Linked DNA regions of Homo sapiens: all the other regions are linked to region 1. A link is a loop called in an ENCODE intact Hi-C map of the cell type or tissue named here. Cell type or tissue: heart right ventricle. All regions are shown on one strand. Links, peaks and the distances in the headings refer to the core of each region. The heading gives the core; the rest is flanking DNA. Region 1 overlaps ARHGEF10L (Rho guanine nucleotide exchange factor 10 like). Region 2 has its middle 7.1 kb from the start of IGSF21. Region 3 has its middle 49 kb from the start of PAX7.

Evidence for each region. A loop is a pair of places that touch in the nucleus more often than their neighbours do. Peaks named below come from ENCODE experiments on the same cell type or tissue, not always from the same donor. Only the 100,000 strongest peaks of a DNase experiment are listed, where the experiment ranks them.
Region 2: it touches region 1 in a loop (3-fold over the local background); 49 of 110 quality-filtered maps call a loop at or near these places.
Region 3: it touches region 1 in a loop (5-fold over the local background); 41 of 110 quality-filtered maps call a loop at or near these places.

The regions. Positions count from the first base shown.
Region 1 is chr1:17,649,625-17,660,055 of GRCh38, forward strand. ARHGEF10L (Rho guanine nucleotide exchange factor 10 like) reads left to right here. Exons shown (of 29, transcript NM_018125.4): 23 at 5,012-5,098; 24 at 6,255-6,478; 25 at 6,930-7,084. Among named protein-coding and RNA genes, the nearest start is that of LINC02810, 63 kb to the right of the region's middle. In heart right ventricle, for the core only: a CTCF peak has its summit at 4,311 (motif pointing right); a DNase peak (open chromatin) is centred at 4,302; H3K27ac peaks cover 1,879 bases.
Region 2 is chr1:18,095,485-18,105,915 of GRCh38, forward strand. No RefSeq gene overlaps it. Among named protein-coding and RNA genes, the nearest start is that of IGSF21, 7.1 kb to the right of the region's middle. RefSeq lists an enhancer at 3,440-3,962. In heart right ventricle, for the core only: CTCF peaks have their summits at 5,189 (motif pointing left) and 5,393; a DNase peak (open chromatin) is centred at 5,217; H3K27me3 peaks cover 5,244 bases.
Region 3 is chr1:18,576,845-18,587,275 of GRCh38, forward strand. No RefSeq gene overlaps it. Among named protein-coding and RNA genes, the nearest start is that of PAX7, 49 kb to the right of the region's middle. In heart right ventricle, for the core only: a CTCF peak has its summit at 4,779 (motif pointing left); DNase peaks (open chromatin) are centred at 6,697 and 7,057; H3K27me3 peaks cover 2,559 bases.

The DNA of each region.
Region 1 (10,431 bases), core at 1,047-9,046:
TCCCAACCCTTATGTAGCTTTGAATCCTAGCAGGGAGAGAGAGAGGCAAAACCCCAGCAAGCCAAAGGAAATAGAAAAGAGTGAGGTGTGTAATAAAGACATCGGGGCCACAGTAGATACGTGGGTGGGCTGAGGTTCAGAGATGGCCTCTTGGAGGAGGTGGCATTTAAACTGAGAACTGAATGGCGAGAAGGATTCAGCCCAGGGATGGGAACAATATTCCCAGTAGACAAACCCACACAGAGGGTGCAGCAGAAACAGTGGGGGAAGCCAGGCGAGGCAGGAGGAGAGAGGGCGGGCCCCGAGGTTCGCTGGTGGGTGAGCTGGACCACGCCAGCCTTGCAGGCTGGGTCAGCTTTGGATTTTGTTCTCAGAGCAGTAAAAAGCCTTGGAAACAGATGTTTCCCAAGCTAGGGACTAGCACAATTTGATATATAGTTCGCATTTTTTGGATCCTTCTGGCTGGTGTGTGAGAGTGAATTGCAGATAAGAATGGATACCGGGACTGAGCGTGGTGGCTCATGCCTGTAATCCCAGCACTTTGGGAGGCTGAGGTGGGAGGGTCACTTGAGTCCAGGAGTTCGAGACCAGCCTGGGCAACATAGTAAGATCCCCATCTCTACAAAATAAAAATAAAAAAAAATTAGCCAGGTGTGCCATGAGCCTATAGTCCCAGCTACTTGGGAGGCTGAGGTGGGAGGATCGCTTGAGCCCAGGAGGTTGAGGCTGCAGTGAGCTGTGATTGTACCACTGCACTCCAGCCTAGGGGACAGAGTGAGACCCTGTCTCAAATAAATAAGTAAATAATACAAAAGGACTGGATGTCGGCTGGGTGAGGTAGCTCACGTCTGTAATCCCAGGATTTTGGGAGGCCAAGGCAGGTGGATCACTTGAGGTCAGGAGTTTGAGACCAGCCTGGCCAACATGGTGAAACCCTGTCTCTACCAAAAATACAAAAATTAGCTGAGCTTGATGGTGCACACCTGTAGTCCTAGCTACTGGAGAGGCTGAGGTGGAAAAAACACTTGAACCCGGGAAGCGGAGGTTGCAGTGAGCCGAAATCATGCCACTGCATTCCAGCCTGGGTGACAGAGTAAGACCCTGTCTCAAAAAAAAAAAAAAAAAAAAAAATGGACCTGGAGGGAGCAGCTCAGAGCTCAGCTCAGGGTCCTGCTGAGACGTGGCAAGACTTGATGTGGGCGGAGGCCAGGGCTGTGACTGGAGTAAGGCGCCTTTGCCTCAGGCACAAAATTTCAGCCGATGTCAAAAATCTCAATAATTAAGATAAATACTATTTTAATGCAGTGCGTAAATATAATCAAATCAGCAAATTTTTCCTTGTGGTTTGGCCGCTCTTTTTGTCTCTTGATACATAAAGGGCCAGGATTAGGGTGAGGCAAGTGAGCCAGGGTCGTGCAAGTGTAGGGTGAAGTTTTGTCTGTATTTAAACTTTTAAATAACTATTCAGTGTGGATTTTTTGCATTAATATTGATTTTTTTAAAGTTGCCTTACTCTCTCTCTATATATATACATTTTTGTGACTGAGTTTTTGGTGCCCTTTTAAATTTTGTACCCAAGCTAGGTGCCCCAGTCTATCACCCTAGTCCTGGCCCTGGTGGAGGCCGTCGGCAAGGGAGGTGGACACATTGGGGATGTGTTGGGGTGGGACAGGCTTAACTGGTGATAGATGGCGTATGCCAGATGGGGGGTTACCTGTGGGCCCTGGGGCCTTGGGCTGGAGGCAGCGACCATGGAGTAGGGAGTATCAGGGCCCACTGTGCCTGCGGCCAGCTTGGCCTTAGCGCATCCCTGCAGAAGGCTGGCCCTGGGTGACTTTATGGTGGGCGTTGGATTCTCCTGTCTCCCCCAGGGCCTTGGGTCTCTTGAGAGCACAGGATGCAGGCTGAGCCCTGACAGATCAGACCCCAGTGGTGGAGTCACAGAACTGGCCACTGCCTCCAAGGCCTCCCCAAAAGAAACCCCCATCCAGGTGGGGAGCCTCTGCCACCTCGAACCTGGGGAACCAGGGCCCACGAACCTCCTCAGTGCGAGCTCTCAGGGCCCAGGAATATGTAGGCCAGAAGCATCCTCAGTCCTGCTGGCCCCGGCTCACTGTCTCCTTAGGAGCGCCAGGGCTAGTGGAGGGAGGCGAGTGACTCTCTGTGGTAAGGGGCCTGTGGAGCTCCCAGAAGCCAGAGCAGAGCCTGCCTGGCTGCACTAGCTAGGCCTCAAATCGCTGTCCCCCTCTGCCCACACCCTACCCCACCCCACCACCAGTCCAGACAAATGTGCCCCATCAGCTGTGTGCTGGCAGCCTGATGAAATAGGGCCTGGGAGTACCAAGGCCCTGTCCAATTACTGCAGAAGCAGATGTGACTGTGTGAACCTCTGCCCAGGCCCCCTTCCAGCTCACCACGTTTCCAGGTGGTCCTGGGGCAGGGGGTGACTCCAGCTCTGGCTGGCCTCATGGCGAGCAGTGGCCCAGACTATTTGTCTAGGGAGGGCTTGGGCTGGGCAGAGGGAGTTGCTGGCCACAGTGTAGACAGGGTCGGCACTCTGTACCAGTGGATGAGGATGTGTTGGGTTCTTTCCTTCAAGGGATCAGGGGTGTTGGGGCAGGAGGCAGGAGTAGGTCTCTTGTCTGTGCTGACAGTGGCCCCTGCCCACGCTGGGCCACACCAAGGCCTTCTGACTCAAGGGAATCAGTTGGGAGTGTGAAGGAGCATCAGCAGGGGCCACCTGCCTTGGATTGAGTCCCAACAGTGTGACATCAGGAATGCTGCCTCAGCTCATGGTATCTTAAACTAGGGTGGTCACAGCACCTTCCTGACTGGGTCACCTTGAGGATTAAAGGATATGATTTGGGTCAAGTGCTTAGCCAGTTGCATGGGGTGCGCTCAGGGGTCAAGAAACAGAAGCAAACACCTGAGGACACCCTGGTCCCCAGGAAGGTGAGGACACCGGAGTCTATTCTGTGGCATTTCTGAACGCCTGACTACTACGGTGTCGAAGGTTCTTCTTGGACCCCTGGCTCCATCCAAGGGGGAATGCTGTCTCTGGAGGGGTGGCAGGAGGGCAGGGAGGGTTCAGCGCAAACCCATTTCCCTGATGGTCAGTCTCAGAGCCCACCTGGGGACAGGGCCTTGGGGATGGGGCTGGGGGTGCTGCCTGCTCTGAGATGCTTTAAAACTCGAGCACCTTGGGAGCCTAAGGGGTGTAGCCCAGACCCACAGGGGGTCTGTGGCCAGGCTTGCTTAGGCCAAAGCTCACAAGCTCATTGGGCTGTGTCTTGACCTTCACCAACCTCAGCCAGAACTGCTGTTGGCCGTGTACCCTGTCTCCTGCTCATCCTTGATGGCTCTGCCCTCATAGCCTTGCTCTGATGATGAAATGAGCTAAGGTGTGTGAAGTGCTAGAATATCCCATGAGAGGCCCTTGGTAAGCCTTAGTAGCTGCAGGGTACTGGGTACCTGGCCCTGGGCCGGGTGCTTTACACTTTCCCTCTCCAGTCCCCACGGCCATCCTGAGAGATTTCAGGGTCTCTGCTCTGTAGGTGAGGACCTGATTTGTTCAGTACCATCCAGATGGTAACCACTGAGCTGGGGCTGGAGCCGTGTTGGCTGTACCTAAAGCTGCTTCCCTTCACAGCTTCGTGCTCCCCTCCTCTCTTCTGCATAGGGTGCCTTGACTTCCCAGTTTCCTGGCACAGGCAAGACATTTAGGGGCTAGGGCCTTGCCTGTGAAGGAGAGGAGCCATTTGAGTATTTTCCACCATCTTCGACCCGGCTCTGTTGACTCAGCTGACATCAGGGCCCACTGGAGTTGCCATGGAAATGCCTCAGCAGGGGCTGCCGTGGCCTCGTCTCCACCAAGGGAGCAGAGAGAGCATCAGCCCAGCAGAAAGGGCATGCACCCTCAACTAGATGCTGCCACCAGGAAGCAGAGAAGACAGGGAGCCCAGAGGCCGGGCTTAGCGAAGCCCCCTGCTCTGAATGTGAGGACACACTTTTTCAGCAGGCAGAACTGGGGCCCCAGAGTGCCAAGGCCTCTGGTGTGCAGCCAGGCTTCTGGGGTAAAATTCAACCAGAATAGAAAGAGCCCTGAACCAGATGTTGAAGGTTTGAATTCTAGCCCTCACTCTGCCACTAACATGCTGTGTGACATTGAGCCAGGCACGCCTCCCTCTGACCTTCAAGTTGGCATCTGCGCAATGAGGAGGCTGGATGAGGTGACCTCTTAGGGCCCTCGCCCATGGCCATTAGAAATTTTGTTAGAATATTCTAACAATGGGTCCAGGGACGGCTGGGGCCTTTAGCACCAGCAGAGGGCAGCAGCTGCCTGGAAAAGGGCCCAGTGGTCGGCTGCATCCTCCTTCCAGCCAAGAGCAGTCTCTACTCTGTCTTCTCCTTCAGTGTGGCCCATGAGTGGGCCAGGCCATTTCCTAGAATTGCTGTCCTGGCCAGAGAGAGGGACTGACCAGGTCTAGCTCAGGAGACAGGCCTCAGAGAGAGGCCACCCAACATGGGGTCTGTGGCAGCTGATTCAGGGGGGAGCAGGCGGAAGGTGGTTACTGGTGACAGCGGTGACAGGCTGAGCCCTGGTTTCTGTGCGTGGCCCTCACAAGCCGCCCAGCCCTGCCACTCACCTCCTCTGTGGTCTAGGGTAGTCACCTGCCCTCTGTGACCCTCATTTCCCTGTTTGTAAAATAAGGAGGGGTGGGTGGCTTTCAAGAAATCTTATCTGAAAGCTGCTCACTTTCAGAGACCCTGGGCTGATACAGAGCCTCTTGCAGGCCTCTTCTAGCCGGAAGGTTCTAGGAAAGGAAGAACAAATGTGAGCGTGTAGGAACTGCCTGGAGAAGCAGGCACTCGTGAAGCATGTTGCTTTCCTGGCCCCCACCCACAGGGATTCTAATCCAGGGAGAGTTGGATGGGGCCCAGGAATCTGCCAAATATTGGCATCTGGGCACCTTGATGATTAACCTCACATGTACCGTCTCTGTCTCTGCAGCTTGGGGCCCTGGTCCACAGTCCTGTCAACTGTCCCCTGCTGGGTTTCTCAGCAGTCAGCACCTCCCTTCCACAGGGCTACCTCTGGGTGAGTCACCCCCCTGCCCAGCTGGGCATTCTGGCCTCAGGACAGGAGTAGGGAGAGCGGCACCTGGGAGGGGGTGCTGGAGACAGCAGCTGCCTGCCTCATCTCATGCAGCTTCATCCACCAAGGTCTTCCTGGGCACCTCTGGTGCCAGGCACTGCATTTGGAGTTGGGAGGTGCAACCTCATCTGGGGCAACAGAAAACCAGGGAGCTAAAAAGAGAGTGTGCCTTTTGCAAATGGTGACAGGGCTGAGAAGGAAGTGAAAGGGGGAGCTGTGCAGAGGACCTGGGTCTCAGGATCTTCACCCCTGGAGTCAGGAGGCAGGGCTGGCTAGTGCCCTACTCATGCAGACATTCCAGCCCACCTTTCTATCCTTGGGCTTCCTGGCAAAGCCTCCCTTGATTCAAGTGAGGTACCCTCCACTATGTTCCTTGTGCTGCAAATTGTGCCCTGTCATTGCTGCTTCCCTTCTGAGAGTGATTTGTTCCTCATCATTTCCCATGATCTAGCACATGGTATATCCATCCATCCATCATCCATCCATCTATCCACCCACCTATCCATCTATCCATCCACCCACCCACCTACCTATCCATTTATCCATCCAACAAGAATATATATTTAATCCATCCATTTATTTATCTGTCCATCCATCCACCCACCCACCCATCCATTCATTCACCGATACATCCTTCCATCTATCTGTCTATCATCTGTCCATCCATCCATCCATCCATCCATCCATCCATCCATCCATCTATCCATCCATCCATCCAACAAGAATATATTGAGTATGTATCTATCATATGCTAGACACAGAGGTAAAACAATGGTCAACACAGAGAAGGGCATTTTAAAGGGATGGAGTAGATGTTTACTTTATATTGGTTGAAATGCACCCTGCAGAGGAGGAAATAGAAAGCTGACTGAGTATTTAGTCCACCTTAGCTCCTTACCTGATTTCCTGTGGGCCCTGAAGCTTATTTGTTGCCATGGCAGCTGGGGATAAATGACCTTTGTGAAGGCAGGATGTGTGTGGGCAGGAGAAGGGATGCTTCTCTCAGGGGATGGGGTCCTTGGGAAAGCAGGGGCTGAGGTCCTCCTCTGCTCCCTCCTGTGGTTCCCACCTGATGGCCTCTCTGGGTCTCTGCTCCCAGGTCGGGGGCGGACAGGAAGGCGCAGGGGGCCAGGTGGAAATCTTTTCCTTGAACCGGCCCTCGCCCCGCACCGTCAAGTCCTTCCCACTGGCAGCCCCTGTGCTCTGCATGGAGTATATCCCGGAGCTGGAGGAGGAGGCGGAGAGCAGAGACGAGAGCCCGACAGTTGCTGACCCCTCGGCCACGGTGCATCCAACCATCTGCCTCGGGCTCCAGGATGGCAGGTGAGGGGCCCGGAAGGAGGGGTGAGAGCAGCCTCTGCAGGGCTGGGCAGTGGGTGGGGGCTGTCCCTGTAGCCTTCCGGATCTGCCTGTTGCCCACCAACATTCTCTGCCCCTGGTCTCCAGGAAGGTGGGCACCAGAGCTGCCCAGTGTGGGAGCCAAAGTGTCGGGAGCGGCCTGCAGTGCAGTTGCCTGGCTCCTCCCAGGCAGAATGGCTGGCTCTTTTGCCTCCCTGAGTCCTCTTCGTGACAGAGGTGTCAGGGAGGGTACCGTCCCAGAAAACCATGGAAAAGTGAGCTCCCGCATGGTGGAGCTATGGCCTGGCCACACAGCCGAAAGGCGTGGCTGAGAGGGGTCAGCTCCCTGGGGCCCTCTCCCTAGGAGGGCATGGGGGCAGTGAGTGGGTGGGAGTGCTCAGTGTGTCATGACCGCTTCTCCAACCTCTCCCCGCAGCATCCTCCTCTACAGCAGTGTGGACACTGGCACCCAGTGCCTGGTGAGCTGCAGGAGCCCAGGTCTGCAGCCTGTGCTCTGCCTGCGACACAGCCCCTTCCACCTGCTCGCTGGCCTGCAGGATGGGACCCTTGCTGCTTACCCTCGGACCAGCGGTGAGGACTGGGGGGAATGGGGGAAGGGGGGCAGTCCTGGATGCCAGCTGGGTGCCAGATTCTCTACCAAGAGAGGATACAGGAGGCTGGGCAGGAATGAATTGGGAAATCTCAGTGCTGAGGGCATTTGGAGATCCGTGAGCCCCGCTGGGGTTCAATGGGTGGTCCCCCATATGTGAATACCTGCTGGAATAGGGTGCTCACTACCATGTGGGCAGTGGAACCTGTTGACAGGAGACTGTAGTGGATAAGAGAGGTACTCGCAGGTTGGAGAGACCTGGCTTCCCGTTCAGGCTTTGCCCGATGACAGCTGTATCCCTTGTTGCGTGGCCTCCCTTCTTTGGTGCCTGGGACTCTTCATGAGAATAAGGGCAGTGCCCACCACTCATGGGTCCTGGAGGGTTAGACAACTCCATGAGGGCAAAGCACAGGGCCAGGCCAAGGGCTCAGTGGAGTCAAGTATTTCCATCTGGGTTGTTTTATTGAGCCATCCCTAGCACAGGTTACGATGTCAGGAGGGCAGGAGGGCAGGGCTAACCGTGTTTGGACTGCTGTGCTCCAGGGCAGGGGTAAAGTGCTTAATGCGTGTGTGTTATCTTAATTCTCATGCACCCCTTGAGAATTTCCTTTGCTTTACTGAGATGATGCTGACTGGAGACCAGACGCACCTTCTCCCCAGCCATGTGGAGTGCTGTGGTCCCCATCCTCTGGGCTTGTTCAGCCCCGATTTGATGAAGGGGGCTGAGTAGAGAGTGTAGCCAGCCCCCAGTCCCCTGGAAGGGGCAGAGGAGCCTGAAGGGCCCGCAGCGTCTCTTCTCCCCTGCCTTTTCCGCCAGCCAGGCTGTGATTGCCGCGTCATCACAGCCTGTTACAGGGTTATAAACGGATATTTGTACTGAGCTAATTTTTTTTTTTTTGCCACTTGGCACTGTGTTGGTATTTTTAATTAGCTTTTGATAAGGCATTTATAGTTTTTAATTAAAGGGGGAAGAGGGAGGGAAAAAACCCTTCTCACCGTCAGACAGAGCGTGCATGTGAATGTAAATATGGGCTCAGATCTGCGGAGACTCATGGGGAGTTCTAGAGCGACCACTCCCAACCGGCTCCCACGGAACACTGTGAGCCCGGCCTGTGCCACCCTGGCGCTCTGGTCCCCAGCTTGGGTTGGCTTTGGCCCATTCCCTCTTACTGCTCGATTCACCAGTTTGGGCACCTGGGTTGGAAGGAGGTGAGGCTGCCCTGACAAGGACCACAAATGGCAGACATGTAGCGTCGCATATCCTAGAGGCTGGAAGCCTGGGGTCCGTGTTTGGATGGGTCATGTGCCCTCAGAAGGCACTAGGGAAGGGCCTTACTCCCAGCTGCTTCAGGTGTTTCCTTGCCTGTGGCAGCAGAACTCCAGCCTCTGCATGGTGTTTTCCCTGGCTGTGTGTCTGTGTGCAAATTTCACTTTTTTATGAGGACACAAGTCATATTGGATTAGGGACCTGTCCCTCTCCAGTATGAACTCATCTTAACTAATTACATCTGCAATGACCTTACTTCCCAAGGAGGTCATATTCTGAGGTACTGGGGGCTGGGACCTCAACATACAGATGAGGAGGCACAGTTTACCCCAAAACATGGGGTTTGGGGTCCACCCATTGGCTTCTAGTCTGGGGTTGGAGCCTGTTAGTCAGGACCAAAAGAGCCACTGGGACCATTGAACCCCACGCCCTCATTTTCTGGATGGGAGCAGACTGTCCAGAGCCCCCTGACTGAGCTGAACCTGCACCCAGTACCCTGCCTCCCAGGCTGAGCTCTCTGCAGATGTGAGGGGGCTTTGGCTTGTCCAGGTAGAGTGGAGGACATGGGGTCTGAAGGCTGAGATGTTCTACCAGCTTTCCTGCCTTGCAAACATGTGTGTACCAAACGCTTACTGAGCACGTACTATATGCCATGGACACAGTGGTGAGCAAAATGGACAGGCCGCCTGCTCTCATGGAGCTTACAGTCTATAGAGGGAGAGGGAATCGGTTAGTAAACAAGCAGAAGTATAAGACTGTACATGATGCCGAGGGCTCCGACGGAAAGGAAAGAGTGTTGTGTGAGAGCCTCACTGCCCAAGTGTGGGGCAAGCTGTGCTGCAAAGGCCTCCCTGAGGAGGGGGATCCTGGGGCTGAGATCTTAAGAAGCCAGGCAAGTGGAGAGTTGGGGGAATGGTGTTCTTGGTAGAGGGAACAGTATACGCAAAGGCCCAGAGGCAGGAGAATGCTTGATTTGGTGGGGGAACCCGGAGAGGAAGCCATTTTGCTGGACAGCTGGAAGAGGAAGTGGCACTGGGCGTGACCCGGGGGCAGACAGAGCTGTTTGCGAGGGCTCCAACTTGTCTCAGTGTGTCAGGGAGTAGAGAGGCATGTTAGAGGTGGCCAAGCACTGGGTTCCCTCTGGCTGGTAGACAGGAGGGGAGGCAGGTTGGCTGGCTGGGAGGCTGAGGCACCACCTGGGCAGGTGAATTTGGTGGTCACGCTCTCCCAGTGAACCTACTCTCTGGGTGTCCAGTTTGGCTGTGGCCAAGGAGGCCCCTGAGAAGGGGCTTGCCTTACCTGGTCTCCCCACCCGTACCCAGTGGTATCTTTCAGAGGTGGCCCAAGCAGGCAGCTGTGTTCTCAGGACCTGCTACATGGTATGTGGTGGGCAGGATTCACCCCCATCACCTTCCACCTGGATTACATGCGGCCAGGTCTTGAATCATCCACCTGGTCCGTGACCAGCTGTGGGACTGGCATCAGCTTGGCCCTCATCCAGATTCACTGAGGCCTTAGATACCCCTCAGATACCCCCACCCATCCCAGCAGCAGAGCCAGGGCTTGGAACTGCACCCGCATCAACCTCGCAGGCTCTGTATCAACCTCAGAACCCACCATAGTGGCCCTGGTGGTGTGGAGGGTCCAGGGATTGTGAAAATCTAGACCCCTCATCTTCGTCTAGAAGCAGGTACTCCATGAAATATTTGCTGGTGTTTGAAGTGACATGTTCACTGTCCTGCCGGGTTAGGCTGAGACCAAGACTGGCATTCCTGCTAAAACTGGCATTCCTGGCCATGCTTTGGCTTATTGGAGAAGGACAGGACCAGACACATATAGGTCTGTAGGACAGAACCCACAGAACCAGCAGCTGAGAGTAGACTGTCCAGGCTCCAGGGTGACCAGGCCACGTGGAGGAATGGACTGGCAGAGCTGGAGTGGCCTCAGAGTCCCACCTGCAGCTGAGAGACAGGGAAACTGAGGCCAAGAGCAATGTGGCCATGGCAGTCACTCTGCTGTCCTCAGGAGCATCTGCTTGTTCTCATTCATTCATTCACTCCT
Region 2 (10,431 bases), core at 1,517-9,516, 450 kb after region 1:
CCATCTTTTTCCCAGGCACATACTCACCAAAGCCCTTGGTTCCTCTCTCTCTCTCTCTCTCTCTCTCTCTGACTCTGGGGACCTGGCAGATGGAAACCATCCTCTATCTGTTCCAACCCAACAACCTAATCCTGATGAAAGCTGGACCTGGGTTGCTGGGATGCAGCTTTCAGAGGGGGCATTGGCCTAATGAGCTTTCTTCCAGACCATGTGTTTGCTCTTCAGCCAGCGTCACTGTGGGGCTGCTCTGGGGGACTCAGCACAGTACGGCACATCCTCTGACTGGAGCACACAGACCATCCCTTGTGGAAAGCAGGCACCTGAGACAGCAACTCTATAGGCCAGCTAGAGAAGTGTCACCCTCACCTGCCGTCAAACCTGGGCTGGACCACTCCATAGCCTTGTGGCCTGGCACTAATTCCTTACCCTTTCTGAACTTCAGTTTTCCTCATCAGTAAACAGTAATAACATGCCTTGCACTGCCTTACTGTCATGTTCAAATGTGATTATCTATGTAAAGCACCCAGCCCTGGAGCTGGAGGTCAATGAATGCTATTTCCTGTCCTCCTTTCTAAGACAGGTGAGGAAACCTGCAATGCCTGGAGCAGCCATTGTTTGCATTACTAGATGCGGCCTTGTACTGTCTCTCACCTGCTCCAAATGAATGACTGGGGAGGAATAATGATAGGCCTTTTCCAGTTGTATATTACTGTTCTCAGAGTAATATACAAATTCTTCGTCATATTTCTTCCTTAAGGAAAAAAAACCTGGGAGGCTTCCAGGGAAGGCACATTTAACTCCACTTTGTAGATAGAGATACGAAGGCCCAGCGAGGGCAAGGACCTCATCCAAGGTCACAGAGCCAGGAAGTGGCTGAGTTAAGGTGGGAACCCAGATCAGGGTGCTTTTGTTTGCTTTTGTTTTGTTTTTAAGCTTTGTTATGGAAAGTTTGCCAAGGCCTCACCCTGTTCTCAGGAGTGTATCAGGGTAGACATCATTCTCAGGAGATGGGGCCAGGGATGCTGCCAGGCCAGGAGAGGCACCTTCGTACCCAGCAGAGCCCATGCCCTGGATGAACTAATTACCATGCTCCCTCACACTCATACTGAGCCTTCCTTCCAGAGAGACCCTAAAGTTCTTCTGAGCTGCTCGTACATATTTATATGCCTGCGTGCACGATAAAAGTAAAACCACTTCACCCACCGCTGAAATGCAGCCACTCGGGGTGTGAAATACGGGGCTTATGGAACAGAGGCAAGGAGCGGCTCTCAAGGAGAGGCGTGTGTCCCTCCTGACATTGCAAGGGGGCAGCTGGAGGGAGGTGGAATTTAATTATCTTGGCGAGTAAGTGCTGGACGTGGAAGTAGGAGCCAGGAAGACTGTGGGTCCCTGGGCACCGGGGACTCCCTTGGCCTCCCTGGGATGGAGAGCTGGTCCTGCCAGGGAGGACGGTACCAGCTAAAGGAGTGCACGGGCCCCTCAGCATCCATCTCTTTACAGACCCCTGAACCCCACTCCCTGGGAGCTGCCTGCAGGTATGTGGGCTCCAGCCTTCTGCCCTCCAAAACCCAATGTGCCACCAAACACCATTTCTTCCTTTAAAGGAAGGTCCCAGGAGGCGTTCGTGAGTTAAGACCTCTTGGAGTGAGGACCAGCAACTTTGCTCCTGTCCGGTCAAGGCTGTAGCTAAGAAAGGTGCCATTCTCAGAAGAAGCTGAGCTTCTTTTCTGGCCATGGCAACCTTTCAATGGTTCCTTGACTTTGTTCTGATTTCTGGTGCTGAGCCTTGCTGTACATTTAGACTTCTGCTCCTGCCTGTCCTCTTTTCCCTCCCTCCCTTCTTCCTTCCTTCCTTTCCTCCTTGTTTCCTTCCTTCCTCCCTTCCTTTCTTCCTTCCTCCCTCCTTCTCTCCCTCTTTCTTTCCTTCCTTTCTTCCTTCCTTCTTCCCTCCCTCCCTCCTTTCTTTCTTTCTTTCTTTCTTTCCTTTCTTTCTCTCTCTCTCTTTCTTTCTCTCTTTCTTTCTTCCCTTCCTTCCTTCTTTCCTTCTTTCCCTTTCTCTCTTCCTCCCCAGTCCCTATCTCCCTCCTTTCTCCCTCCCTTTCTCTCTCCCTCCCTTTCTCCCTCCCTCCCTCCCTCTCTCTCTCTCTCTTTCTCTCTTTCTTTCTTTCTTTCTTTCTTTCTTTCTTTCTTTCTTTCTTTCTTTCTTTCTTTCTTTCTTCTTTCCTCTCTCCCTCTTTCCCTTCTCCTTTCTTCTTCCCTGATATATTTTGGATATTTGTCACTTCCAAATCTCTTGTTGGAATTGATCTTCAGTGTTGGAAGTGGGGCCTAATAGGAGGTGTTTGGTGCCCTCCCTGAAGTAGTGAGTGAGGTCTACCTCTTGAGGTTACTGTGAGATCTGATTGTTAAGAAGAGCCTGACACCTCCTCCTCTTTCTCTTGCTCCCTCTCTTGCCATGTGGCACTCCTGCTCCCCCTCTACCTTCCACCAGGAGTAAGAGCTTCCTGAAGCCTCACCAGAAGCTGAGCATATGCTGGTGCCATGCTTGTACAGCCCCCAAAACCATGAGCCAAATAAACCTCTTTCTTTATCAATTACCAGTCTCAGGTATTCCTTTATAGAAACACAAAATGGACTAATACACCCACCCTGTACTTTGCCCATCTGACCACTATAGTCTTAATCCCCTGGTGCAAGCACAGAGGCTGAAAAGGCCAAGAGAAGGCATCCAATGTAGGCTTCCTGAACTATGACAAAGAAAGCTGAGCTCTGGAGCAGGAGCAGAAATTAGCCAGCTTAAAGGATGTGTGTGGGGTGCATGGGACAGGGTAGGGGAGATGGGAGAGGGAGGGGAGCTTGGATGGCTATCTCAGCAGAGGGGGCAGCATGTAGAAAGGTCTGCAATCAAGAGAGAGAGCTTCGTGAACTCTGAGAACTGAACATGTGAACAAAGCTGCAGAAGTGAACCCAGGATAGAGCTGAAGACCCTTGTAAACCATTCCAGGAATGCTGGCTTTAGTGTACAGGCCCTGAGGAGCCAGTGAAGGATTTTAAGGGGGCTAACCTGATCAGCTTGTAACCCTGGGTATACCCAGGTAACCTGGATGTGGATAGTTGAGGGTGGTGCTTTGTACAGAAAATGAGGTCCAAGGAATTGAGCAGATGTCAGTTCTGGGGAGGCTCAACTGTCCTTCCTTTATGTGGAGGCCTGAGTGAGGTGAGGTCTGGGGACACAGCAGGAGGGAAGGAGCCTGAGAGAGGCATCTGGGAAGCAGAAAGTAAGTGGATCAGGCAGTGGGTACAGCTCTGCTGGCAACGAGATCTGGTGAGCAGAGACAGGCTGTCTGCCCTGAGATGTTGGCACTCAGGTGGTCTTGATTCTGTACCAACACTTGCCAACTGTGTGCTCCTCAGGGCACAAACCATGTCCTTTTGCTTCTGTGTCCCTTGTACCCAGCTCAGTGCCTGGTCCAGAGAAGCCCAATAAACATGTGTGTTATTCGAACCCTCAGCAGTAGCAGTGATCCACTAGAACCACTTGTTTAGGGACCCTGGTGTAATGCTGTTAGGGATTGGGCTGAGCCTATGCCTCTCAGCTGCCATGCCCCCAGTGCCTAGGCACCTTCCTTTGAAGTCATTAAAAGCATGAACAATGCCTCTATGTTCCCAGTGCTAGCAGTCCATTAGCACTCTTTTCAGGAAAAGATAGCTTTGAAAGGTAAGTGATTTTCCCTATGTGCCTCCCAATAGCCTTTCATTCCAGGGAAACATTCCAGTCTGATTCATCAATTGCCTCCTTGTAGGATCATCCTCTTGCCAGGGTCAATGGAGAGCAGGACAGGAGGCTGAGCATGGGTGGAAGTCAACACAAGGAAGTCAGGGAGGGGAGATAGTGTTAGGTGACCGGCAGGGGTATGGGATTGCTTCGTCTTCAATCAGTAGTACAGAGAGAAAGGAGGAAGAAAAAGAGCACCTTGGTGGAGATGTCAGGGCTCCAAGGATGACGAAGCATCTTCTGGGGCTGAGAAGGAACTGGTCGGTACAGAAGGATCTAATGTCGAGAGTCACCAAATCTCAAACTGGCATGTGCATCTCACTCATTTGTTCAATGCAGTTTTCATTGTTCCTGCACTGTCCTTCATCAGCCCTGTGTGGTTTACAATAATCCTGCTTAACCTCACAGCCTCCTCCCCCTACACCACCTAGTTCCAGCCTTCCTGGACCACCTGCTCTCTCCTGGAAGGCAATCTCTGCTGCATGCTTTTGTAAGGCATTGCACATGCAGCTCTGCCCCCAAAGCTTTTCTTTCCCTGGCTAACTTGGGCATCCTTCAGAGCTTTAGGTCTCACCTCCTCCAGAAAGCCAGTCTCCCAAGTCCTAGCTCAGTGCCAGGTGCAGAGTAATCGCTTCCATAGTGGCACAGGAAGGAAGAGATGAAGAGAAGGAAAGCGGAGGTGGATTTGTGCCCAGACAAGCCATAGGTTTTCAGGGGCCTCGGAAAGCCAGCCCAGCCTTTGCCTCTTACAAATGAAAACTGTGAAGCCCAGAGAAATGAAATCACTTCCCTATCTTATAAATCAAATGGGGATTTTCTACAATGTTTCAGGGCCTAGAAACTCAAGAGGGAAAATAGGCTGAGGAAATTGTCAGGCTTCGCCGGATGGCGTTTGTAATTAATCAGAGGCCTTTTGTAACAAATACCTCTTCATTCCCAACTGAGTGACGAGCCTGGTTAGCCGGACCTTCCTTCTTTGCTCCGGGTTCCTCCAGAACCACGTGACCCAGGCCAGAGAGGGGAGGTGTGGAAGATAATAAGGAACAAAGTGAAATGGGCCCAGACTTCCCAAAGCATGGACTATTACCTGGGGAGGCAAGACACATGCGTGAACCGACCGAAGAGAGCATTGCTGCGTTATGCAGGAGGGACAAAATGCCCCTCCAAGAGTGCAGGGAGCCGACAGTCTTGCTTTGGGTCTCATCTATAGTATTATGGACCCATCCTACAATTGTGGCTAATTAAGGAGCTTAAGGATTTGTGTTTTGTAATAGCCTGCCTCACTGCAAATATAATAAAGCCTAAAGAACTCGTAAAACAGGAAGCTGATTCGGTTTTACGGAATATAGATAGGCCCTTGAACTTGAAAGGTTGTAAAAACGGAACAAATCATGTATTCGATGGCGCCACCTGTTGTCAATGTGTGATATTGCAGCTTGTCCAGGAAAGGAGGAAAGAGGCCGCTCCAAGGGTGACCTCAGAAGATCCCAGCCCCGTCTTGACAATCGTGGAGACAAGAGTCCAGAGCCAGGAATGGACTGACTAATGCTGGAAAATGCCACAGAGGAAAAACAAATCACAGGTTCTGTTCCCATTGGCTTTTTTCTTTGATTTGGAGTCATGGCCAACATCTGAGTCCCTTGAGATCTTGACCCTGGGAGTCTTTATCCACCTCTCTCCACTTAAGAATGCAGGAAGCTAAGGACAAAAAGAAGGAGCCACAGTGTGGGATAATTACAGCATCGTATGGCTGCCTTGGCTTTCAGTAAGAGTTGTTACAGCTAATGTTTATTGGGTGCTTATGTCATTTGAAGCATTGTCTTAATAAATCAACACAGCTTGATGAGGTTGGTACTCTTAGACCCAGTCCCATTTTACAGATGAGGAAATGGAAACACAGGAACGTTAAATAATTTGCACAAGTTCTTACAGAAGTTCCTCCTTTCTTTCCTTCCTTCCTCCCTCCCTCCCTCCTTCTTCTCCCTCCCCTCCCTCCCCTCCCTTCCTCTTTCCTCCCTTCCTTCCTTCCTTTCTTCCTTCCCTTCTTCGCAACTCCCTCCCTACCTACCCCCTTCCCTCTTTCCTTCCTTCCTTTCTTCCTTTCTTCCTTCCTTCCTCCCTTCCAACCGTCATTTTTTTTTTGAGTGCTGAAGCTGGGATTTGAGCCTAGGCAGGCCAACTCTGGAGCCCATGCATTAAGCCGGTACACTTGACTACATCTGTTGGCACGTTCTAACTATGACTAATATCTGTTGGTCCATGTGTCTCACACTTAGCAAGTGCAGCGATACAGGAAAAAGTAAAAATCTTGCTGATGCTTTCTAACCTCGGTTCATCTATCCATGCCTCCATCCATGCCCTTATCCACCCAACAATCCTTTCTCTAATCCTTCTGTCAACCCACCCACCCACCTACCATTACTCATCTGCCCACTCACCCATCCATCCATCCATTCATCCAATGATTCCCATATCCATCCATACAATCATTCTCACATCCATCCACCCATCCATTCATCCACCCACCCAGTAATTCTCATAACCAACTTCCTTCCTTGCATTTATCCAACAGTCACTTTCTTAAGCACCTACCACCTGCCAGACACAGTCAATAAAGAGATGAATCAGCTGTGTTCCCTACCCTTATGTTGGTCACATTCCCACAGATCCATAAAACAATGTTATAGGTGCTGGCCTGTGATCGGAAAGGTGAGTTACGCCTGACTCTGAGGGAGGCGAAAGAAAGGCTTCCCAACAGATGTGACTATCAACCTTGGCCTTAATGTATGAATGGGAATTGTTGGTTGGAGAAGGGGAGATGGCTATCAGACAGGAAGAACAGCACCAGCAAAGGCAGAGACGCAACAAAACCCCTAGTGTTGGAGGGACATAGAATGATCCAGAGCATGAGGTGAGTGAGAGCAGGGGAAGGAGGGACAAAACCAGAGGGGGCTTAGGATGCAGCCAAAGGGGCATACTAAAGAGCTTGGACCTTCAACAATAGGGAGTGCTGTGAAAACAGAGAGCAGAGGAGTTGAGGTACAGACATGGTGAGAACCGTGCAGGAGAAAGGTCTCTCCAACGGCAGCAGGGTGGATGAACTGGGGAGGCTGGGTCTGGAAGCAGGGACTAGTTAGAAGAGATCATCTGGGTTCAAATGCCAGCTTCACCTCTTATTGACTCTATGCCCTTAGGCCAGGGCTTGCATTTCTAAGTGTCTCATTATTCTTGTTTATTCCATGGTCTAAACACAGAAATGACCTACAAGATTCTGGAAAGAATTCAATGAATAGTACAAGCAAAGTATAGCACTTGGCACATAGTAAGCTCTCAATAAATGGCATCAATTGGCAGTAGTTGTTGTTATTATTATTACTATTTCTACTGCTATGATATCGAGGAAGAGATCAGGAGGCTTGTTCAGGGCCAGAGCGGCATTTTCCACCCTGTGATTCCCAGAGCTCTTGCTCACACGATGTTAATAGATATTAATGGAAAGAGGGTTCTGAGGCCAAACAAGTGTGGACTTCAACAAAATAAAACTGGAAAATGAACATAGACAAGCCAAACACAAAAAACTGCAGGACTTCTCATAACCTTTCATAGGCTCACGTGAACTATAAACTTCTAAGTGGAGAACAGCTGAGTTTGTAGCACTTCTTGAATATATTTAGCCATGAAACTCTCTTGCAAGAAATGTTTATTACAAACCTGCAAAACAAATGGTCAGTGAGACCCAGTTTGGGGAGCAATGGTCCTCCTGGGTCCATCCCTTTTCTCTGGTCCCATAATGCTGAGGCCCCTTCCCCAGCCCACAGCTCGAGATTCCCACGCACACCTGCTGACATCTTCTACCGGGAAGATGTGATGGAACTTGAGAGTCCAGGTGGGGCTGAGGTTCATTAAGGATGGAGCATTGGACTTAATTCCAAGTGGCTGACTCCATATCAATTTGGGTCACTGGTGTTAAGATGTCACTTTCGGTTGCATTTAATTTAAACAAACAATAAAAAGCTCTGTCCTGACTGCGATGGAGGCTGGTGGAGGTTTAATTCCCAGCACAGAGAGGCAGAATGCAGGATAGGAAAGCCGGAGGACTGCAGGAGTGGGTTGATGAGAGAGGGAGAGAGGAGGATAGAGAGGGAGAGAAATGTGGACCCCTGGGGCAGGGCCTGCCTGGGGAAGTCCACGCTAGATCCCTGTCCCCAGAATCCAGTATCCTCTACCCTGGCCACCTTGGGTAATTATTTTCATTTCTCTGAGACTCAGTTTCCTTATCTGTAAACCAGACATAAATGAAATTGCCACAGAGGACTTACAGGAGGATTAAATGAGATAAGAGAGGTGGAACGCACTGGATTCATGAGTTTTTATATACAAATACTGGCTTCCAAGATGTGTGTCTGTGTATATGTGTGTGGACACGTGTGTGTGTTCCTGTGTGTGTGGACATGTGTGTGTGTTCCTGTATGTGTGTGCGGACACGTGTGCGTGTGTTCCTGTATGTGAGCGTTCCTGTATGTGTGTGTGGACATCTGTGTGTGTTCCTGTATGTGTGTGTGGACACGTGTGTGTGTGTTCCTATATATGTGTGTGGACACGTGTTGTGTGTTCCTGTATGTGTGTGGACACGTGTTGTATGTTCCTGTATGTGTGTGTGGACACGTGTGTGTGCGTGCCTGTGTGTGAGGACACGTGTCTGTGTGTGTGTGCCTGGGTGTGTGTGTGTGCGCCCCTGTGTGTGTGTGTGTGGGCATTTGTGTGTGTGTTCCTGTATGTGCATGTGGACATGTGTGTGTGTACACATGTGTGTGCCTGTGTGTGTGGACATTTGTGTGTGTGTGCCTGTGTGTGGGCATTTGTGGGCATGTGTGTGTGCCTGTGTGTATGTGTGTATGCTTGTGTGTGCCTGTGTTTGTGTGTGTACACTTCTGCTTGTGCCTGTGTTGGTGTGTGGACACTTATGTGTGTGGCTGTATGTGTGTACACTTGTGTGTGTCTGTGTACACTTGTGTGTGTGTGTGTACACTTGTATGTGTGTGCCTGTGTGTATGTGTGGTGTACTGTGTCTAGGTAAGGTGTTTGGGAACTCTGGTTCTTGAGCTCTTCCTAGGTTGGAATCTGGTCCTATTCATAGCTGTATTGTACTGAGAAAGTTGCTTAACTTCTCTGTGCCTCAGCTTTCCCAACTGTAAGACAGGACTAATGATGGGACCCACCTCATACATTATTGTGTGGTGTCAATGAATTTATATACATTAAATACTTTCACAGCACCCGGCACAAAGAGGCACTTTCATAAGTGCTTCAGACTCTTATTATTGAACCTCACTGGGTGTCCTGCTGCAAACCAGCAGAGCCCATTCCCTTGGGAGCCAGGTTGGGGTAGGCAGTCATGTGCTGCGTCCCTCCCCTTTCCTGGCAGGGAGGGTGGGGACTAGAGGTCACAGAGGGGCCCTTTGACCTCTGGGGCTATTCCCTGGGGTCCGCGGAGTAGAAGTTTGCTTTGTGCTGTAGTGCACTCTGTTGGGAGAGCCTAACTCAGCACCATGAACAGAGGGAGGCTGGGGGCAAACAGCCACACCTCCGCCAAGGACTCCAGCTCAGCCAGTGTCCGAGGAAGAGGCCTGTCCTGCCGTGACTCATGGGTCTGAGTGCCAGGACTGCAAAGTGGAGGCCCTGCCGATCCATTAGGAGACAGGAGCCAAGGGATGTTAAGCAAATTAAAAGCCCCAGGGCTGTCCCGCGTGACCTTTTCCTTTGGCTAAGGCACCCCACCCTGTGCCCTCTGCTAACTGTGCTTCTCAGTGCTCCAGAGATGTCTTTCTCTGGGACAAAGGAAAGGCTTTAAAGCTATATCTTATGAAACAGGAGCTGGAGGAGTGGGCTTCCCTGGAGGGGCCTGTGAAGGCAGCCGTATTAACCACTATGGTTACCATATGGCCATAGACATGCACATCACAGCCAGGCCCCTTTGGGCAAAACCAAACTGCGCACCTGAGCAGACACCTCCTCTCTGATGGGCCCAGTCAGAATATGTGATCCTGGCGCTCCAAGGAGGTTCACTGCCACAGGACGCCTACCAAGTGCCAGACTTGTGCAAGGAGCTGAGGAACAGAGTGGATAAGACTGAATGACCTACCCTCATTCATTCATTCATTCATTCATTCATTCACGCATTCATCCAACTGGTATTTATTGAGGATCCACTATGTGTCAGGCACTGGCTAGGCATAATAATAATTATAATACAGGGTGATGTTAAAGAGAATTGAGGTGATTCAGAAGTCTTGGGGCTGAAGGAGATCTCCAACACACCAGCCCCAATCCTTGGTCCTAGGAAGCAACCCTCCCTTGGCTGTTAGGCCTGCTTTCCTCCTCACTAGCATATCCTCAGATGCCATTCTCTAGCTCCTTCTGCTGGCTCTCTTTTCTAGCTGGTGTGAACCATGGCTGGGAAGAAACATCACTAAGGGGCCCTGGAATCCCACCTGCTCCCTGGCCCTCATCTCCAAGGGCTGGGCTGCAGGGAGCGCAGCCAGGAAGCCCCACCAATTCAGGGTTCACCTGAGGAACTGATGCTGTCCACCTGCCTAGCTGCACGCCGATTTGCAGCTGGGGCCAGAGAGTAGGAATGCCCACACAGCGATGCTTGG
Region 3 (10,431 bases), core at 1,081-9,080, 930 kb after region 1:
ACCCCGTCTTCACTTCTGGGCAAAACTCCCTGAACATGTGGAAGACAGAGTCAGCTTTTTAGCATCTGGGGCTTCCTTCCCCCACATTTGAGCTCACCAGAGCCCACCGGCCTCAGAAAGTTGTCCCTGATCCATTGCCCCCACTTGTCTTTCTGAGAAGGCCTGGACAAGGACAAAGACACATTTGAACAGCCCACATTCTCCAATTATTGGTCTTTCACAAAAATCTCCTGAACCCCCACCCCCTGGGGCCATACACTGTGCTGGTTCCCGCACCTACACAAACAAGATGAGAACAACCTTTGGAATCAGACAGGCCTAGACCCAGGCAGACCCCTTTAATTCCTAGGCACATAAAGGTGGACAAGTCATTTAGCCTTTCTGTGCTCCGAATAACAGATAGATGACTGAACACAGGAAGCCCTTCCAAAGCTCCTCCAAGACCTTCTCTGCACGCTCATCCCAGGGTACCAGTATCCAGGGCAGAGTCTGGTATGGACTGAACAGTGGGGCTGCTCTTAGGCCTTCATGGACGCAGGTGTCCTGCCCTCCAGCTCCATGGCGAGTGGGCTGAGCATGATGTTCTCACCCACAGAGGGGACTCCCCCATTCTCTGGACCTTGCTTTTCTCTCTGTTCCCAGCTCTGAACCACTTCCAGCCTCTGGAGAAGGGTTGAGCTGTCAGTCAACAGCCCTTGGGATATGGGCCTGGCTAGGGCCTCTGCCGTGGCCTGGCTTTTCTTTATCACTGATGGCTTTGCCAGATGGTCACCTGCACAGGCCATTTGAAATACACAGGAACCTTTCATCATGGACAACTTGAGGCCAGGAGTTTGAGACCAGCCTGGCCAACATGGTGAAACCCCGTCTCTACTAAAAATACAAAAATCAGTAGGGCATGCTGCCACAGGCCTGTCATCCCAGCTACTCAGGAGGTGGGAGAATCACTTGAGCCTGGGAGGCAGAGGCTGCAGTGAGCTCAGATCATGCCACTGCAGTCCGGGCTGGGAGACAGAGTGAGACTCCATCAAAACAAAAACAAAAACAGAACCTCTCAGGATTTGTAATGACAGCTGCTACCACATCTCAAATGCCTAGATGTCCCAGGCAGAACTCTGGGACCTTTCCATATGTGCCGTCAGCAAACATTTATTGAGCACCTACTATATGCCAGGTGTTTTTCTGGGCACTTGGGAGATAGTAGTGACAAACACAAAGCTCCATGACTGTGCAGAGCTGATTTTTCTCTCAGGGAAAGAAAGAAAATTAAATCATAATAAATAAGTAAATTATGTAATAGGTGGTAAGGGCAATAGAAAAAGACAAACTGCATGGGGAAAAGGGATTGATCCTGCTGAGAGAATCTCAGTTTTCATCAGGTGCTCAGAGTGGACCCCACTGAGAGATGATTTTGAGCAAAGACCTAAAGGAGGTAAGGGGATGAGCCAAGCAGGCATGTGAGGAAGGTTTAGCCTGTGGAAAGACCCTGGGGCAGGAAGAGGCTGTCCCGTTCCAGAACAGCGAGAAGGCCAGAGGGGCTGGAACAAAGTGGAAGTAGCAGGAGACGAGGCCCAGAAAAACTCTGGCTTTACTCTGGGGCTTGCTGCAGAGTGCTGAGCAGAGGGACAACAGGATCTGACTCATATTTTTCAATGCTCTCTCTGAAGCTGGCACAGTGGCTCACGCCTGTAATCCCAGCACTGTGGGAGGCCGAGGTGGGCAAATTGCTAGAGCTCAGGAGTTCAAGACCAACCTGGACAACATAGCGAGACCCTGTCTTTACAAAAAAAATACAAAATTAGCCAGGTGTAGTGGTGTGCACCTGTGGTCCCAGCTACTCAGGAGGGTGAGGTGGGAGGATCACCTGAGCTCAGGGAGGTCAATCAGCCATGATCACATCACTTTACTCTAGCCTGGGCCGCAGAGTGAGACCCTATCTCCAAAAAAAAATTTAAAAAGCCCGGGCGCGGTGGCTCATGCCTGTAATCCCAGCACTTTGGGAGGCTGAGGCAGGCGGATCACAAAGTCAGGAGATCGCGACCATCCTAGTTAACACGGTGAAACCCCGTCTCTACTAAAAATACAAAAAAATTAGCCGGGCGTGGTGGTGGGCGCCTGTAGCCCCAGCTACTCAGGAGGCTGAAGCAGGAGGCATGAACCTGGGAGGTGGAGCTTGCAGTGAGCAGAGATCATGCCACTGCACTCCAGCCTGGGTGACAGAGCGAGACTCCATCTCAAAAAAAAAAAAAATTTTAAATAACTTCCTCTGGCTGCTGCGTGGAGACTTGTAGGGGGCAGGGATGGGAGCAGTGAGGAGGCTGCCTAGAGTCCAGGTGTGAGAGGATGATAACTCAGAGCAGGGTGGCCCAGTGGAGGCGGGTAGAAGAGATCAGAGCCAGGATGTATTCTGAAGGTAGGGCCCTGTATTAGTCCGTTCTCAGGCTGCTATGAAGGACTGCCCGAGACTGGGTAATTTATAAAGGAAAGAAGTTTAATTAACTCACAGTTCCGCAGGGCTGGGGAGGCCTCAGAAAACTTACAATCATGGCAGAAGAAGAAGCAAACACATCCTTCCTTACATGGCAACAGGAAGGAGAAGTGCTGAGTAAAGGGGGAAAGGCCCTTTATAAAACCATCAGATCTCGTGAGAACTCACTCACTACCACGAGAACGGCATGGGGTAACCGCCCCCATGATTCATTTACCTCCTACCAGGCCCCTCCCATGACAAGTGAGGATTATGGGAACTACAATTCAAGATGAGATTTGGGTGGGGACACAGCCAAACCATATCAGGCACCAACCAGGACTCCCTGATGGACTGGATGTGACTTTATTTCAGCTTCCTGGCCCCTCCGAGAGGTGGGCATGATTATTCCCATTGTATTTTATTTTATTTTATTTTTATTTTTATTTTTATTTTTATTTTTTCTGAGACAGGGTCTCACTCTGTTGCCCAGGCTGGAGTGCAGTGGTGCAGTATCAGCTCACTGAAACCTCCACCTCCTGGGCTCAAGTGATCCTCCCACCTCAGCCTCCCGAGTAGCTGGGGCTACAGGCACATGCCACCACACCTGGCTAAGTTTTGTAATTTTTGTAGAGTTGGGGTTTTTCCATGTTGCCCAGGCTGGTCTCAAACTCCTGGGTTCAAGCAATCTGCTCACCTCAGCCTCCCAAAGTGTTGGGATTACAGGTGTGAGCCACCACACCCAGCCTATTCCCATTTTAGAGTTGAGTCAACTGAGGCTGAGAACTTGTCTTTCTCCTCCCACTGGCTCAGGGGCATGGCAGCCAGGCAGAGCTCTGCCATGAGTAGCACCGCTGGCTTCCAAAAGCCGCCAGAGACAAGCCTGGGGCCTCAGGCAGGGGCAGTCAGGGGCCAACACCTGCCTGCCCAGCACCCCATAAAACCAGCTGGAGCATGAATTGATGGTCCATTAACAGCCTGGAGCTCAGAGCAGCCGTGTCCTCAGCAGTTTATAAACTCATAAAACGCCATGGTCATGGCCACACATCCCTGCCTCCTTTAGCCGACGATGAATGGGCTTTCCTGGGGGAAGAGGTACTGGGCTGCTGGGGTGTCCCTGAGCTCGGGCATAACAGGACTCCTGTGCCCCTCCCCATCTCCTCACTAGGAGTCTGCCCAGGACCAGGCACCCACTTCCCATGGCTGCCTCATGGCTCTGTCCCCACTGTCCTCACTCTTTAAGGAAGCCCCCTGGGGCAGGGGGTATAGTAAAGGATGAAGGAAGTTTATATCTGATGGGAATGTACTGTGTGCCTGACACAACCTTTAGTCATCACAGCATCCCCACAAGGTCAGTGGCACGGCCCCCATCTTAAAAGTGGACAAACTAAAGCCCACGGGACTGGAAGGACTCACTCAAGGTCACCTGGCTGGTAAGATCAGAGCCCCGGGAGTCTGGCTCCTGAGTTGATCCCCTAAACCCCCACCCTCTGAGGCCACGTGAGTGCCCCAGCCCTCAGTGTGTGGTTCCTGGTTTGCACAGATGGATAAATGGCATCACGTGGGCACCAATAGGTGTGTGCCAATGTGTGCCATCCAGATGGGATCCTGCCCTGATCCCTGGCATGACTCTGGCACGTGTATCCTGGGGACACACTGCCATCTGGACAGAACCCAGAGGCACCACCTGTGCTCCCTCCACCATCTCTCCTTCACCATTCATTCGACAAAATTCACTGCGTATCCTGACGTTAGGGAATGCTCTCTGCATCAGGCTCGGTTCCAAGCTCGTATCAATTCACCTGACCCACCCACCGTTTGATGAGATGTGTATTCTTTTTCCTGATGTGCAAGTGAGGGATGTGAGGCACAGAAAAGTTAAGCAACTTGCCCAAGGTCACACAGCTGTTTAATGGCAGAACCAGGCTTTGAACTCACGTGTATCCAACCAGAACCCACTACACCTTCTGGCTTGGTCTAGCTGGCTTTCCCCTGAGGGTCCCCACTCACTGCAGGGCAGGGGGTCTCTGTGTCCAGGCTCCATCTTTCAGCCCCTGTGGAAGAGCGACCAGGCATATCTGCTGTGGCTGGAGAAGAGGCTGGGCAGGTGCCCACCTCCACTCCCAAGCTCTGGTAAGGCTTCTGTTCCTGCTCCTGGGCCACCTCCAGCGAAGCAGTGTAGCTCCCTCTCCTCAAGAGCTCACCCCAAGGTCCCTGGAGGGATGTCCTGAGGGGCGCAGGCATCCAGGGTACCGGAAGGCGCGATCCGGCCCACACCTGCGTCTGGTGGGACGCTGGCGCCACCTCGCGTCCTTCCGCAGCCCTGCAGCCCTCCGCCCAAGAGCTCTTTGGACAGGGCTGGGCCTTGCACCCCAAAAACCTCAGGCCCTCCCGTGCCATCTTCATTTTGTTGTCACGACAGCACACAAAACCACCTGAACTATTATTATTATTATTATTATTATTATTATTATTATTATTATTTTGAGACAAAGTCTCACCCTGTCACCCAGGCTGGAGTGCAGTGGCGCGATCTTGTCTCACTGTAACCTCCACCCCCTGGATTCAAGCGATTCTCTGCCTCACCCTCCCGAGTAGCTGGGATTACAGGCTCATGTCACCACGCCTGGCTAATTTTAGTGTTTTTAGTAGAGATGGGGGTTTCACCATGTTGGTCAGGCTGGTCTCAAACTTCTGACCTCAAGTTATCTGCCTGCCTCGGACTCCCAAACTGCTGGGATTACAGGCACGAGCCACCACACCTGGCCTGAACTATTATTTACTCGGTATATTTTTCTTTAAATCAACTCACTTGTTTTAGCTAGCCTCATCCTGGGCAATAATGTCTGCAAAATCCCAAGTATGATGTGCTGGTCGCATTTTGTCCTGCTACCAATAAACACTAAGTATATACCTTCAAAAATTGTATTCATGTGCCACGTAAAATCGCTTCTCCACTACACTTTAGGCAACAAGCTCATTCATGAGTGTGTTCCCTCTTCCTTGGGTGAGTTTACAGAGGCTGAGAGCCTTCTTTATGGAAAGAGAGAGGCAGACGCCACCCCTGTCCTCACCCAACTTGCAGCCCAGTAGTGGTGCCAGATATTAATCAAAGAATCACAAAAATAAATATACAATGATGACTCATCAATGCTATTGAATTATAAAGCTGATTTCCTATTAGGAAGTAAAGACCACTGGATGAGCCCACGATAAGGGGACTTGACCTGGATGGGGAAGTCAGGGAGGGCTTCCTGAAGGAGGTGGTGCTTGAGCTGAGAGCTGAAGGAAGAGCAAAACATTAACTAGGTGAAGAGGGAAGGAAAGTGTTCTGGGCTGAAGAACCAGCATTTCCGAGAACCCCAGGGCAGAAGGGAGCCCTTCCCATGAGTTCCTGGCCTTCGAACTTGGCTTCCTGCCTGTGGCCAGTGTGGGCATTCTGCCTGTGTGGCCTCCTTCCTTTGCCTTCCTTGCCTCAGCTCCAGCCTAACCCACCCACCCATATCCCCAGCACGACCAGGTTCTTTGGGTCTATTTCCTTTTTACTCTTGTAACTTTGCGGTTTTGCCATCAAGAACCCCATTTTTATATCAAGAAAATCGAATTTGGGGGATTTCCAGTTATTTTTCCAAAGTCACACAGCTTGGCAGAGCCAGGATTTGCACCCAGGCCCGGTGGCTGTGCTCTCCTGCTACATTCAGCCATCTCTCAGCAGAGTCCCAACTCTCATCTCCATGGACTTAGAACCGGGAGATCTGGGAGCACAGCCTGTCTTAGCACTAGCTTGCTGGGCAACTTTGGGCAGGTCACTGCACCTCTCTGAATCTTGGTCTCCTCGTCTGTAAAATAAGAATGCTGCACAATAATGGTATTAATAGCTAACATGTATTGCTCCTCATATCCACGCTTTAAAGTAGACACTGGAGTTATCCCCACTTTACAGATGTGGAAACAAGCTCTGAGAGGTTTAGCAATTTGTCCAAAGCCACAATGCTGGTAAGTAGCAAAGCAGCCTGGAACTATCTCCAATGTGCTTTCCAGTAACAATGCTCCCAATCTGACTGTCCCAAGGTTGTCCCTGGAATGTGAATCCACATCTGGCCTCAGTCACGGGATTCCAAGGCTGTCCATTTTAGTCTACTCCCGCTGTCTGTGGGTGTGAGACTTTTCTGTCCAAAGAAGTAGGGGCCCAGGCGCTGCCTGCCTGGCACTGCCCAGCCCATGGTGAGCTGAGCTGGGTCCCTGGGGTTCTGGCTCAACCCATCCCTGCAACCCAGGCCACCCACTTAGCCGCCTTTACAGAGATGCATTGACCCATTTAGACACTCTCCGGGGAGCCATTGCTCTTTCAGAGTGACATCATTCTTCTGGCCTCAGGTCAATACACAGATTTGTTCCTGGCATCAGAAAACATTTAATAGCTGGCTCCATGGCCCTCTGTCAAAGCCGCCTCCACTCCCAGCCATGGCCCAGGCTCCTCTGGGAGCCTTGGGAGCCCTGGGCTGACCCACTCTGGCCAAAAGCTGGCCTGCAGAGAGGGGCGGAGCCAGGGTGTGGGTGTGGTTCTGGCCAGGTCTCCCCTGGGGTCCAGGGTGATGGTACAGCACAAGCTCTGCACATGCTGTCAGGAGCAGGGTTTGCAAGCCTCTGGGCCAATCTTTGATGCGATACGCTGGCCTGGCCCCTTCCCTTCAAGAGCCTCCAGTCTGATGGAAGAGACCCAGCCTCTGCCTTCAGGGATCCCCAGGTCAAATGGGGGAAGCCAAGCTTCTGCTTTTGGAGGCTTCAGTCTCAGAAGGAAGAGTGACACCAAGATGAAAACAGCATTAAAACAAAGCCACAAAGAGACAAAGGCAAATCAATGCCCAGAAAATGAAGTCTGGCCCATGTGCAGGAAGGGTTTGACAAGGGTTTGGAGTTTATCATGACTGGCTGCATGGAGGAGGCAAACATTACAGTACATTTAAAGCAAAGAAAATTATGGACAGACTGAAAGTATGAGAGTGAGCAATTTGAGGAAGGAAAGCCCGTGCAAAAGTTCAAAACGGAACAAACTGCAGCTTGTACAAAGGTGGGTAGTTGAGCAGTTGAGAGATAGATCTTAGACTGTCCAAGAAGAGCCGAGGTTTTACTGAGTATATACTATGTGCCGGCTCTGTTCTAAGGGCTCCACCTGTATCATTTCATCAGGTCTTCACAGCAACCCTATGTGCCAGCTGCTACCATGTTATCATCCCCATGTCCAAATGAGGGCACTGAAGCACAGAGAGGTTAAGTAACTTGCCCAAGGTCACACAGCTGGTAAGTGGCGAAGCTGGGAAGGTCCTAAGTCATGGCCCAATCCAATATCTCTGTATTACAAATAGCAGCTAAGGCTCAGAGAGGGGTGACACAACTTGCTCAGCATCACACAGTGAGAGTCAGGGCCAGAATGGGAGCTGAGGTTATAGCGCCCTGGAATGGAAGGCTAGGAGGGATCTTCAGAAGGCACTGAGATCAACCTTCTGTAGATCTGACTGATCCACTGGGGGTAGGGGGTGTGGCAAGAGCAATGTGGAAAGGTTGTTGCCATAGGGAGAGAAATGGCAGCATCAACGCGGAAGGAAGTCTTAGATCCTGCAGCACCATCTGCTGGAACCTAAAAATAGCCTGACATTCCATCTGTAACAGGCAAAAGGTTTAACAGATGCTGCGCCAAGGAGAATATGTGGATGGCAAGTAAGCACATGAAAAGATGCTCAACCTCATTAGTCATTAGAGAAATGCCAGTCACAAACACAGTGAGATGCCAAGTGTTGGCACGGAAACAGGACTCTTCTTCTGGGAATGAAAAATGGTACAACCACTTCAGAAGAGTGTGGTGAGGCTGGGCGCAGTGGCTCACGCCTGTAATCCCAGCACTTTGGGAGGCCGAGGCGGGCAGGTCACTTGAGGCCAGGTTCGAGACCAGCCTGGCCAACATGGTGAATCCCTCTCTCTACTAAAAATGCAAAAATTAGCCAGGCATCGTGGTGTGTACCTGTAATCCCAGTTACTCGGGAGGCTGAGGCAGGAGAATCACTTGAACCCGGGAGGCGGAGGTTGCAGTGAGCCGAGATCGTGTGACTGCACTTCAGCCTGGGTGACAGAGCGAGACTCCGTCTCAAAAAAAAAGAAAAGAAAAGAAAAACAAAGGAAAAGTTTGGTGATTTCTGAAAAAGTTAAACTTACACCTACCACATAATTCACCCATTCGGTTCCTAGATGTTTACCCAAGAGAAAAGAAAGCATGTGTCCACACAAACACTTGTGCACGTGTGTTCCTCAAAGCTTGATTGGAAGTAACCAAAAACTGGAAATAACCCAAACGTCCATCAGCAGGTGAATGGCCAAACTGTGGTACGTCCACACAGCAGAACACTATTTAGCAACAAAAAGGAAGGAACTAGGAATACACATGGCAACGTGGATGAATTTCAAGATAATTGTGCTGAAGAAAGAAGCCAGACCAAAATGAATCCATACGGTATGATTCCATTTATATAAAACTCTAGAAAATGCAAACTAATCTGTAGTGACAGAAAGCAGGTCAGTGGTTGCAGGGAGTGGGGGTGGGGGGAAGCTGGGAGAAGGCAGGGTTACACAGGTACACAGGGAAGCTTTTGAGGATGATGAATACATTCCTTACCTTGATTTTGGGTATGGTTTCGATAATGTACGCATATATCAAAACTATCACATGGGCCAGGCACAGTGGCTCAAGCCCGTAATCCCAACACTTTGGGAGGCCAAGGTGAGTGGATCACTTGAGGTCAGGATTTCAAAACCAGCCTGGCCAACATGGTGAAACCCCATCTCTACTAAAAATACAGAAAATTAGCTGGATGCAGTGGTGCGTGCCTGTAGTCCCAGCTACTCGAGAGGCTGAGGCAGAAGAATCACTTGAACTCTGGAGGCAGAGGTTGCAATGAGCCAAGATCGCACCACTGCACTCCAGCCTGAGTGACTGAGCAAGACTCTGTCTCAAAAAAAAAAAAAAAGAGAAAGAAAAAGAAACTGTCACATGGTAGACTTTAAATATCTGCCATTTATTGTGTGTCAATTACATCTTGATAAAGCTGTTTCAAGAAATGGCCGAGTATTAAGCAGCCCAGAGGCCCCGGGAGAATTCCCTGAATTAGAGTGGTTCACCTCTAGCTCAGGTGAGGTCAGCCTGAGGTTCTAGTTCAGGTGTCCGAGGGAGGCACCTGGACACCCTCAAAGGCCCTCCAGGCCCTACGTAACCCCACCCTCCCCTTCAAAGCCCAAGATTTCAGAAGGTTTAGATGTTGATTAGTCCAACTCCTATGGTATAAAAGGGGAAACTGAGGCCCTACCCACTACACCACTGCTGTACCTGTACTCAGCCTGGTGGAAAGTGCATCCCACAGAGCATCCTGCCTGGCCAGGTCATAGCCATGGTCATGGATGGCCTAGAGCCAGGCACGGGCCTGGTTCAGCCCCACTCAACACCCTTTATAGCTTTATGTGCAGAGCTCAACACATTGAGCAGGGAGGGCTCGTGCAGCAGAAAGAAGACTTCAGAGTCAGATAGATCTGGGTTCAAACTCTGGCTCAGCCTCTTCCTGGGTCTGTGACCTTGCACAAATCACACAATCGCTCTCTCCTTGGGTCCCTCATGCATGAATGGGGATGAGAACACCCACCAGATGCTTTCTCAGGATGCTTTCCATTACTAGTAACAGACAACCCGACTCAATCAGACTGAAACCATGAAGAGACTCCACTGGCTCACAGAACCGTGAAGCCCAGCTTTAGGTCCAGTCTGGCAAGGATTGGTCCAGCAGCAGCTCAGCAATGCCAGCAAGAAACGGCTTTCTTTCTGTTTTTGTTCTCTGCCTTTTGAAGTGTGGGCATTTCCCTAAAGCTGGCCACCCACCTGATCCCAAGAATGCAGCCAGCAGTTCCTGGGCTATAGGTGTCCT